Linked DNA regions of Homo sapiens: all the other regions are linked to region 1. Evidence: chromatin contacts called from ENCODE Hi-C or POLR2A ChIA-PET data. All regions are on one chromosome and are shown on one strand. Each heading gives the region's core, a stretch centred on a gene start or an enhancer-like site at or near the end of the contact. The rest is flanking DNA. Distances are from core to core; before and after follow the strand shown.

The links. A loop is a pair of places that touch in the nucleus more often than their neighbours do. ChIA-PET counts read pairs that join two places held with the same protein, here RNA polymerase II (POLR2A). Pooled maps may share reads with other maps.
Region 2: a loop to region 1 is called in a map of IMR-90, with 5 times the contacts of the local background. The contact joins the enhancer-like site here to the promoter of IRGM in region 1. A Hi-C loop is called at or near these places in 1 of 168 maps with a recorded cell type or tissue (IMR-90), 3 of 37 single-sample maps with no recorded cell type and 12 of 50 pooled maps. POLR2A ChIA-PET finds 5 or more read pairs at or near these places in 3 of 52 experiments (GM12878, activated CD4-positive, alpha-beta T cell and activated naive CD4-positive, alpha-beta T cell).
Region 3: a loop to region 1 is called in a map of natural killer cell, with 21 times the contacts of the local background. The contact joins the promoter of DCTN4 here to the promoter of IRGM in region 1. A Hi-C loop is called at or near these places in 13 of 168 maps with a recorded cell type or tissue (B cell, CD4-positive, alpha-beta T cell, CD4-positive, alpha-beta memory T cell and 8 more), 5 of 37 single-sample maps with no recorded cell type and 18 of 50 pooled maps. POLR2A ChIA-PET finds 5 or more read pairs at or near these places in 16 of 52 experiments (CD4-positive, alpha-beta T cell, CD4-positive, alpha-beta memory T cell, CD8-positive, alpha-beta T cell and 11 more).

The regions. Positions count from the first base shown.
Region 1 is chr5:150,844,775-150,848,592 of GRCh38, reverse strand. IRGM (immunity related GTPase M) reads right to left here and starts at 2,072. Exons shown (of 2, transcript NM_001145805.2): 1 at 1,373-2,072; 2 at 1-884. The coding sequence starts at 469. RefSeq lists a silencer at 1,192-1,486.
Region 2 is chr5:150,732,964-150,736,781 of GRCh38, reverse strand. It overlaps DCTN4 (dynactin subunit 4), which reads left to right. Exons shown (of 13, transcript NM_016221.4): 5 at 3,307-3,414. Among named protein-coding and RNA genes, the nearest start is that of DCTN4, 24 kb to the left of the region's middle. RefSeq lists an enhancer at 1,624-1,853. Within about 2 kb of position 2,046, at least 12 of the 41 ENCODE cell types and tissues checked have a DNase peak (open chromatin) inside an H3K27ac peak, as active enhancers do; they include GM12878, where a contact is called at or near this core.
Region 3 is chr5:150,757,008-150,760,825 of GRCh38, reverse strand. DCTN4 (dynactin subunit 4) reads left to right here and starts at 1,809. Exons shown (of 13, transcript NM_016221.4): 1 at 1,809-1,967. The coding sequence starts at 1,833. RefSeq lists enhancers at 1,734-2,033, 2,464-2,533.

The DNA.
Region 1 (3,818 bases), core at 823-3,322:
GGGCACCTGTGCTGAGGTCCATGTCTAGCTTGGTCCAGACAATGTAGAACTTCTTTCCCATGTCCTCAGCGGTTTTGGCAAGCATCACATGATTCATGCTGAATTGTGCAGATGCAACCATGATGAAGTCATACCGGTTGAACTGCATTTCCATCAGGTAGTTCTCCAGGGTTGTGGTGGCAGACCCTGTGCCAGGCAGGTCCCACAACACCACATTTGAAAAGTGGGAAGAGAAATAGGAGGCACATCTTTGGGTAGCTTTTACCAGCTCAGTAGGAGGTGAGGCCTTACCCTCATGTCCTGTGTTTCGAAGGGCACTGATGAAGGTGGACATCCCATTGCCAGAGTCCCCTGCCATAGTGATGTTAACTGGTGTCCTGGACACTATCTTCAGAGTCTCCTTGATGTTAGAGATCACCTCTGGCAAGTTCCCATCTGCTGAGGCTTTCTCAACATTCATGGCTTCCATCTTCAATAAAATACCCCAATGCTGGCCAGGCGCCGTGGCTCATGCCTGTAATCCCAGCACTTTGGAAGGCCGAGGCGAGCAGATCACGAGGTCAGGAGATTGAGACCATCCTGGCCAACATCGTGAAACCTTCTCTACTAAAATACAAAAAAATTAGCTGCGCGTGGTGGTGTGCGCCTGTAGTCCCAGCTAATACAGGAGGCTGAGGCAGGGGAATCGCTTGAACCCTGGACGCAGATATTGCAGTGAGCTGAGATCACGCCATTGCACTCCAGCCTGGCAACAGAGCAAGACTCCATCTCAAAACAAACAAAACCCAATGCTTATGGTGTGGCAAAAAGAGGTTAAGGATGCAGCTAATAGAGTGTGAGGGGCACTTGGGACACTCTGTCGTATCTGTGGGCACTGGAGTAAGCTGCGGAAGTAGAAGAGCAGGTGAGTTAGGATGGACAGGGTACACATGAATCATCTGACTTTTAGCATCCCCAGCCCTCAACGAAGACTGCAGCAGACGATCTTGACTGAGTGTTCTTTGATTGTTTTTATTCAAGCAATGTGCACATTTCTTCAGGGAGCAAGAAAGGTAGGGTCCCTGAGGAACGCCCTGAGGCCGGTTGTGCCTCCGAGTCAGCCTCCAAAGCAGGCATGTGGCCATGAGATGGCTTGAAAAGCAGAGAATGAACCAAGTCTCCTGAAAAGCCCAAGAGGTTTTTGTCTTTCCCTCTTTTACTCTATCCTAATATAGGTCTGCTCCTTCACAAGTTTCAGTACATATTTCAAGACCAAAACCAGACAAGTAAAAGTGACCTATATATTTCTCTGCTGAAGATGGCGCCAGAGGACATAAAACATCCAATTCCCATTGCTTACTTGAAGCTGTGATCATCCCTGTTTAACACTTACCTCATCAGGCGGGGGAGCACACGTGCAGAGCAGTACTGAAATGCTGCAATATACGTGAAGTAAGCCACCAGCCTTTGACCCCCGAGCTTCCATTAAGACTGTCATGTTGGGCCCAACTGAAGTGAGGGAGAGGAGGAGACAGCATACTCAAATGCTCTGCTCTTTTTCAAGGCAGTGATTAGACAATTGCTTATCATTGCATTCGCCAAACCTGGCTCTTGCAGGTTCCACAAGGGGCCAGGTATTTGAGACTGATTAAAAGAAGGTGATGTGATTTCCTACTCCTACCGGAATTGGTGGGTTCTTCGTCTCACTGACTTCAAGAATGAAGCCACGGACCCTCGCGGTGAGTGTTACAATTCTTAAAGGCTGCGTGTCCGGAGTTTGTTCCTTCTGATGTTTGGATGTGTTCAGAGTTTCTTCCTTCCGGTGGGTTCGTGGTTTCACTGACTCAGGAGCGAAGCTGCAGACCTTCGAAGTGAGAGTTACAGCTCTTCAGGCGGCGAGTCTGGAGTTGTTCGTTTCTCCCCGGGGGGTTCGTTGTTTCACAGGTTTCAGGAGTGATGCTGCAGACCTTCACGGTGAGTGTTACAGCTCATAAAGGCAGTGTGGACCCAAAGAATGAGCAGCAGCAAGATTTACTGCAAAGTGCAAAAAAACAAAGCTTCCACAGCATGGAAGGGGACCTGAGCAGGTTACCACTGCTGGTTCGGGCAGCCTGCTTTTATTCTCTTATCTGGCCCACCCACATCCTGCTGATTGGTCCATTTTACAGAGAGCCGATTGGTCTGTTTTACAGAGAGCTGATTGGTCCATTTTGACAGGGTGCTGATTGGTGTGTTTACAATCCCTGAGCTAGACACAAAAGTTCTCCACCTCCCCACTAGATTAGCTAGATACAGAGTATAGATTGGTGCATTTGCAAACCTTGAGCTAGACACAGGGTGCTGATTGGTGTGTTTACAAACCTTGAGCTAGATATAGAGTGCCAATTGGTGCATTCACAATCCCTTAGCTAGACATAAAGATTCTCCAAGTCCCCACCAGATTAGCTAGGCTCAGAGTGCTGATTGGTGCATCCACAAACCCTGAGCTAGACACAGGGTGCTGATTGGTGCATTTACAATTCCTGAGCTAGACACAAAAGTTCTCCATGTCCCCACTAGATTAGCTAGATACAGAGGGTCGATTGGTGTGTTCGCAAACCCTGAGCTAGACACAGGGTGCTGATTGGTGTGTTTACAAACCTTGAGCTAGATACAGAGTGCTGATTGGTGTATTTACAATCCCTTAGCTAGACATAAATGTTGTCCAAGTCCCCACCAGACTCAGGAGCCCAGCTGGCTTCACCCAGTGGATCCTGCACCAGGCCGCAGGTGAAGCTGCCTGGCAGTCCCCGGCCATGCGCCTGCACTCTTCAGCCCTTGGGCAGTGGATGGGACTGGGCGCCGTGGAGCAGGGAGCGGCGCTCATAGGGGAGGCTCGGGCTGTGCAGGAGCCCACGGAGTGGGGCAGGGGAGAGAGGCTCAGGCATGGCGGGCTGCAGGTCCCAAGCCCTGCCCTGCGGGGAGGCAGCTAAGGCCGGGGAGAAATCCAGCACAGCAGCTGCTGGCCCAGGTGCTAAGCCCCTCACTGCCAGGGGCCATCGGGGCCGGATGGCTGCTCTGAGCGCGGGCCCGCTGAGCCCACGCCCACCCGGAACTCGTGCTGGCCCGCAAGCGACGCCCGCAGCCCCAGTTGCTGCCCGTGCCTCTCCCTCCACACCTCCCCACAAGCTGAGGGAGCCAGCTCCGGCCTTGGCCAGCCCAGAAAGGGGCTCCCACAGTGCAGCGGCGGGCTGAAGGGCTCCTCAAGTGCCACTAGAGTGGGCGCCAAGGCTGAGGAGGCTCCGAGAGCCAGCGAGGGCTGCGAGGGCTGCCAGCATGCTGTCACCTCTCACTAGCATGGCCTGGCAGGTCTGTTTCACACACTCATTGTGAACACACACAACACTGCACACAGCCACTCATACCTGGTGTGCACACTCACCCATGCCCAGCCATGTTTACTTACCCCCCCACACACACACTCTCACTCACCCTCGGCATGCACACATACACTTACTTGCATTCTGTGCACAGGCCCACACATACTCACACTGACACACGTTCACACACCCTAACATACTTAAGCTGACATGTGTAAACATGAATACATACATCCCTGTTGCACACACTACACTTGCTCACTCAGGCTGCAACATGTTCACTTACCCCACACACAAACACACAAATTCACTCGTGGTGCCACGTTCACACAAACTTATGTTTGATGCACACATGCTCACACACTCTGTGCACATATATATACACTCATGTAGGCTGACACATGTTCACTCACCTACCCTCATGCTTCGTGTGCCCAGTGCCCACACACTCTCTCACATGACACATGTTCGTACACTCAT
Region 2 (3,818 bases), core at 797-3,296, 110 kb after region 1:
ATTTAACATTAGTATTGAGATGTGAGGTACTATTCTATTCATTGTGCTAGTTGTTGCCTGAATACTTAGATTTTTTTTTTCATTGTGTTATTGTTTTATAGGCCCTGTGAGACTTATGCTTTAAGGAGGTTATATTTTGGTGTGTTTCAAGGTTTTGTTTCAGGATTTAGAACTCCTTTGAGCACCTCTTGTAGTGCTGGCTTGGTACTGACAAATTCTCTCAGCATTTGTGTGTCTGAAAAAGACTTTATCCTTCATTCATTTACAAAGCTTAGTTTCGCTGGATACAGAATTCTTGGTTGATAATTGTTTTGTTTAAGGAGGCTAAAGATAGGACCCCAGTCCCTTCTAGCTTGTAGGGTTTCGCCAAGAAATCTGCTGTTAACCTGATAGGTTTTCCTTTATAGGTTATCTGATGTTTTTGCCTCATAACTCTTAAGATTCTTTCCTTTGTCTTGACTTTAGATAACCTGATGACTGTGTGCCTAGGTGGTGATCTTTTTGCGATGAATTTCTCAGGTGTTCTTTGAGCTTCTTGTATTTGGATGTCTAGATCTCTAGCAAGGCCAGGGAAGTTTTCTTCTATTCTTTCCTCAAGTAAGTTTTCCAAACCTTTAGATTTCTCTTCTTCCTTGGGAACACCAATTCTTAGTTTTGGTAGCTTAATATAATCCCAGACTTCTTAGAGGCTTTATTTTTTATTATTATTGTTATTATTCTTTTTTCTTTGTATTTGTCAGATTGGGTTAATTCAAAAGCCTTGTCTAAGTGTGTCTGTCATTTCAAAAATTGTGATTGTTTATTATTTATGCTGTCTTTCTCTGGAGATTTTTTTTGTCCATAACCTGTATTTTTTTTTTTTTTTTTAATTCCCTTAAGTTGGTTTTCACCTTTCTCTGGTGCCCCTTTGAGTAGCTTTTTGAGTAGCTTAATAGTTGGCCTTCTAAATTTTTTTTCTGACAATTCAGAGTTTTCTTCTTGGTTTGGATCCATTGCTGGTGAACTAGTGTAATCTTTTTGGGGTGTTAAAGAACCTTGCTTTGTCATATTACCAGAATTGTTTTTCTGGTTCCTTCTCATTTGGGTAGACTATGTCAGAGGAAAGATCTGGGGCTTGAGGGCTACTGTTCAGATTATTTTGTCCTACGACATTGTTCCTTGATGTGGTGCTCTCCCCCTGTGGCTTCCTGAGAGCTGGACTGCAATTATTGTTATTGCTGCTCTGGGTCTAGCCACCCGGCCAGAGCTATCAGTCTCCGAGCTGGTACTGGGGAGTGTCTGCAAAGAGTCCAGTGATGCAGTCCGTCTTCAGGTCTCTCAGTTGTGGATACCAGCACCTGCTCTGGTGGAGATAGCAGGAGAGTGAAGTGGACTCTGTGAGGGTCCTTGGTTGTAGTTTGGTTTCGTATGCTAGTTTTCTTTAATGCTGGTTGTGCTAGCAGTGAATTGTCACGTGGACAGACTCAGGACCTCTGGTTAGCCAGGATGTCACAGGTGGTGGAATTAGCTGTTGTTTTCTCCTTTTGAGGGCAGGGTTGTTCTTTTATGAGTTGCTATAATGAGTTGGTTGGCCTCCAGCCAGGAGGTGGCGCTTTCAAGAAAGCATCAGCTGCAGTAGTGTGGTGGGGATACAAGCTTGCCCTAAGGTTGCCTGGATAAGTATTTGGGTTTCCCAGGTGATCAGTGGGGCCATAAAGCTCCCAAGAGTTTACAGTCTTTTGTCTTGGGCTACCAGGGCAGGTAGAGAAAGACCATCAGGTGGGGGCATATCTGAGCTCAGAATCTCCTTGGGCAGGGTTTGCTGCAGCTGCTGTGAAGGACAGTTGTGTGGTTCTCAGGCCAATGGAGTTATGTTCCCAGGGGGATTATGGCTGCCTCTGCTGTGTCATACTGGTGGCCAGGGAAGTAGGGGAAAGCCAGCAGTGACAGGCTTCACCCAGCTCCCATGCAGCCAGCAAGGCCAGTCTCACTCCCACCATGCCCCACCAACAGCATGGGGTTTGCAGGGCCAAGATTTTGGCCCAGGCTACAAGCCTACTTGCTGAAAAAGCAAGCTAGCCTTTTGGACTCCGCCCCTTCCCGACTGCTGTGGCTTATGTGCTCATATCTGTACTTCCCCTTTACGCCTTCCCCATCTTGATTGTGCCCAGGAAAATTTGCTCTCCGTCAAAGTTATTACAAAGTTCACCTGGAAGTTTCTGTCTCCAAGTGGTCCTTCCTCAGTTCCACTGGCAGCACTCCCCAAGGACCCCTGTGAGATTAAAGTCAGAAATGACTTCCCTGGGCTTCACTGGGAACCGGGAGTGCCTACAGGGCTCTTCCCGCTGTTGCTTCTTCTATTTTTATATTTCACTCGGCTCTCTAAATTTTGTTTCAGCACTAGGTAAGGTTAAATTTTTCTCCCATGATCTGGATTTTTAGGTTCTCCAGTGAGGATGTGTGTTTGAAGGTGGATTTTCCCCCTCTTACACATGGGCACTCACAGATTTTCTGCTGTCTCATGGATTTTGCAGCAGCAAGCCACTTCTTTTAAAGGGTCTGTGAATTCTTTCAGTTTTCCTAGTATGTTCCTGCAGTAGTTCTTGGAATAAAAATTCACAGTGTGAGTCTCCACATGTTGTTCTGTCTGTCTGAGGGGAAGCTGCAAGTTAGTCCTGCCTCCTATCTGCCATTTTTTTTTTGCCACCTCATCCTCTTGAGTAGCTGGGACTATAGGCATACACCACCATGCCCAGCTAATTTTTGCATTTTTTTATAGAGACAAGGTCTCACTCTGTTGTCCAGGCTGGTTTTGAACTCCTGGCCCCAAGTGATCTACCCACTTCAGCCTCCCAAAGTGCTGGAATTGTAGGCGTGAGCCACTGTGCCCATCCTGGTTTGAACTTTTTATGATTAATATGTATTGCTTTTATAATTAAAATGTATTTTAAAAATTAAAAAGTGTGATGGAGTTGGGGAATAAAATACAGTATAAAATGCTATGTTCTTAGAAATAAGTGGTCCTGTGGCCATGCAGAAAAAAAATAAGAGCAGTTGTGAGGGGAAATAAGTAATGAAGTTAGAGAGCAAAAAATTTCCAAGCCTCTTCATTGCCCATTTCTTCCCATCCTTGAACTTCAGTTTTCCATTTCACTTCGGAAAACAGATCACATAACGAAGAAAAATTATCTTAGAAGAAAAAGGGCAAACTTGCCCATCTTAATAATTTGTCTTCTCTATTCATTATGTGTCTAGTCAGTGTAGTTGATTAATTTGATATGTTTTCTGTTAGCTTTTTTGTGTACTGAGTCTGTGATTTTCTTACAGATGAACAAATTGATTGAATATTACCAGCAGCTTGCTCAGAAAGAGAAGGTTGAGCGAGATCGCAAGAAACTGGCACGACGTAGAAACTATATGCCTCTGGCTTTTTCGGTGAGAATTTGGTACTAAAATGATTTGCAAGACCTCTAAGGCCTAAGAACAGTGATCATTTCAGAAAATGGCCATTGTCCTAGATTCCTGAATGGTGGATATCAGAGAGAGGGATTCTTCAAATTATAGACGTTTAAGTCCAATAGTTAGGCTTTTGCTATATCATTAGTTCTGTTTGAGTTATTTGTGTTTTGAGGACATTTGTGTTTCTTTCTCCATCACTCCCCTTTATCTTCTGATTATTTCCCCAGAAAGGCTGTTAATTTTGTAGGCACTGCAGAGTTCCACGTACAGCTTTTGTGTATTACAGAAAGTCTGAGAAGAAGGAGGTGGGCAAATGGTAGATTTCAGTCATATTACCCCTGTAGCCCACCTTTGACATCCTGGCAGTAGTGGTTTCTCAG
Region 3 (3,818 bases), core at 560-3,059, 88 kb after region 1:
GTGCTCTAAAAAGTGTCTGTTTTATGTGGATTCAGCTCAAGTCTCCAGCCTTTCTGTACCTGCAGGCTCTGGGACTTCATTTTAACAGCATAGTCCAGAAAAGGGAATTTAAACTCAGTAGAGACTAGTTTATAAACCAGAAAACCAACGAATTCATTAACCTAAAGAAATAATTGCAAATGAGTTGGCTAGTAATATATTCTCTCCTAGGAGCAGATGTCACCTATGAAACTAAATTAGTGCCAGGCTATTGCTTGGTGAACAAGTAATGACTTTTAGGCTCAATTGGTAAAGCGTGACATAAATTGTGAGATTAGCACTGTATAAGCTGAAAAGGTCTATATAAATGTAAGGTATTATTAACATCACCATATTAGAAAATATGCTGGAGGGAGTATACATAGGGGTTATACCTGCAAGCACTAGAGTCAGAGAGAAAAGGGTTCTACCTCCATCTATGAAACCTTATAGAGGAGTCACTGCACTTCCCTGTGCCTCAGTTTCCTGCTCTGTAAAATAGAAATAATGATAGCCACATGCTTTTTGGAGCTGTTGTAAGAATTAAATTAGACAATGTATGTAAAGTTTTGACACAGTGTGCTGCACTTAATAAGTGCTCAATAAATGTTTGCTAATAGTATTCAGTTCCCTTTCTTCTCAATCACCAACTCTAACGTCAGACAGGTAATAATACAACACTACTACAATTATAAAAATGTAGACCTGGTGGCAGGCAACAGAGGCTCCAGTTTCTGCTAGGCAGTTCTAGGTGGTCATTTTACATACTGGGGAGTCCCAGTTAGAGAAAGGGAGTCAGGCTAGTGGGACCAAGGGATAGCAAGAAGAGCAGATGCACTCTAAGTCTGCCTTTCTTCATGGTGCAGGACACGTAGCCCTCCTGTGCAAATAACTCACAATCTTCCTGCACTCAGCTATCACGAGACACATGCAAGTTAGCTCCCTGTAACCTTGGAGTTCTCGGTACTGCACAGCACTCTGCAGCCCAAGAACCATCGGATAAAATCTCCAGCAAGCCTTTGTTTCCTTGAAGTCAGCTCCTCTCTGGCTGGTCTGCCCATTGCAACCTTTCAACGTATTTTCATACCTTCTCTAATAAATCTGCATTTCTTTACCTAAAACTGTTGATAAATTATTTTCCCACCCATGTAATACCAGTCTCACGTAGTCGCTGCTCACCCAAGAGGCAGACCTGAGCCTTAGTTTACACATTAGAAAAACGTAGACGCCTACCAACATTGTTCATTCATTGATTTCATTCCCTCCTTTTCATACTTATTGAAGGTCCACAATACAGACTTAGACCTAACGCTAACTATGTACTCAAAAACCTGCGTTTCAAATGAGATAATGTATGTGAAAGTTCCCAAAGGCCATTGGCAAGACTCAGAAGACAGTGCTGGTGTGACTCCTGTCTTGCAGTCCCCACGGAGCCCTGTCCCTTTGAGACCTTCCATTTGTCTCCTGGATGCTCGCCTGTTAAGTGGGGCAGAGGAGGCCGTCGTAAATAAGACAAAAGATCAGGCTTCCATTCTGGAAGAAAAGAATAAAAGGAGCTCACTGAGTCCAGACCTAATGGCAGTAAGGGCAGTGGACGCTCACAAAAGCGCTGGGGGACGGGCCCAGAGTTGGGGAGAAAACAGGGATCCCAGCTGCGCACGCGCGCTCTGGTTTTCGACGGGCGCAGAGCCGGACGAGGTGGGAAACCTAACGTCAAAGTCTACGTAGGAAGTCGTAGGGAAGGCAGCGAGGAAGACGCTGGCTCTCGGGTCACGTGATGCGCCGGGAGCGTCATCGCCTCCTCCCTCCCCAAGATGGCGTCCTTGCTGCAGTCGGACCGGGTTCTCTATCTAGTCCAGGGAGAAAAGAAGGTTCGGGCCCCGCTCTCGCAACTCTACTTCTGCCGCTATTGTAGCGAACTGCGGTCGCTGGAATGTGTGTCTCACGAGGTAACAGAGTCGCCCTATAGCGAGTATGTGGGGTGGGGGGGGCGCGGCGTTCATGCTAGTCACTGCCACCGGAAGGCTGGAGCTATTTTCCTTCCTTACTGATTGGTTATGTCTTCCGTCACTCGGGTTTGCCTGCGATTTAATTTGCTTCTAATCTGTCACTTGGAAAGGAGGAGCAGCCTCGGGTGGGACTGAGCGGATCTTCTGGTTCTAGAGCGGCCTCTGATTGGACAAACTTGACTTAGGGACCGTGTCTGTCTGCGATGGGGCTTGGTAATTGGGTGGACTACGGAGAAAGGTCTGGGGGTGCTTAGTTCAGGCCACTTAAGGGGCGAAAAACTGCCTTTCCAGGATTTATTGCGAGGATGGAGGGAGGCGCAGGCGTTCTCATTCATAGTTCTCCCATCCTGAAAGTTCTGTTCCTCTTTTGTCCAGAAACTGGGCCCTCGTCAGACTGCCTTGCCCTGTTCCTGACTCAGGCCAAGGCCTGCAGCCGGGAAGAGGTTGGGGCGGCGTGAGTTATGTGAAAAGCGCTCAGAATACAGTATGTCATGTAAGAAGCTGAAAGTGTATTTATGGAGCTAGAGGACAATGCTGTCCTTCCCTGGCACAAGTGGGCGTCCGAAGTTGGATTTTTCAAAAAGAAGACCCCGGCCAGTAAAAAGTCACCAAATAACAAAACCCCAAAACTTCTGCAGCGCTTGGCACATCTTGTTTATTCAGTAAGCTTTAGGGATTAAAAGGCGAGTAAGACATAAAATGCGCTGTTTAATAAGCCATAGTCTTAGTGAAGAAAAAGCTGATAGTAGTAATAGTTGCTGCTTATTCGATACTTGCTATATGTCATGTGCTTTATGTAATCTTCAAACCAATTTAAGTGGATACTTTTTTTAAAAAATTTTTTTTACAGGTAAAGAAACAGATACAGAGTGTTCGCTGTAAGTCACACAGCCAGTAATTTGGGGGTGGGAAGGAGGACCTGGATTTGAATCTAAACAGCCTAACTCAGAGTGTTTTTTACTGAAGATCCCGGGACTGTTAAAATAAATGCATATGAAAACACATACTATAAGCCATTTTATGTGTTATTAATAACTTATTTTATTGAAGATACTTTTCATAATAGGAATAGTCAAGAAAAGCAATTAAATAATACAAGAAAAATCGTATATATTAAAAATATGGCATCGATTTTTCTTCTCATCTCCATTAGCACTTTCCTTATGTGTATCTCCTTGATGATTCCCTATTCCAGCTCCACCTCCAGAATTTATTGGATCATATTCTCCTGTGGTGAATAGAGTGCTCAGTCTCCATGATCTGTCTCTAAGACTCTCTTCAATTAGGACATCCAGTCTGTGACAGCATCTTTTACAGCCTGATGTGTACCTGTGATATGGAGGCCATTAGAGTTTAGGGAAAGATGAAGCTCTGAGGGCTGGGGCAGGCAGTGAAGTTCTAATGGAGAATCTGGGTCTGGAGCTGCACATGAACGGACAAGCAGAATTTGGAAAGGGGGCAAAAAGGAATGACTTGTATTTTGCCTTTTTTGATGAGTCAGTGCAGAGGTTAGTTAGCAATATTGTATTTTATGTTCCTGGAGATTATTTGAGCAACAACTTTATTAATCTTTTCAAATTGACCTGTTTATAGCAGATGATGAAAAAAGCCAGTTTCTATCATAGTATTTATGTTCCAGTGATTGTCTTTTCATTTGCAGGTGACTAGAGTTCTATAATTGTCAAATAGGACCTACATTAAAGAAAATAATTATTCAGACTTTTAAAAAATAAAATGAACTTAAATTTTAGACTCCAGTTTTTTAAGTACAATAAGACTGTCCCATTAATT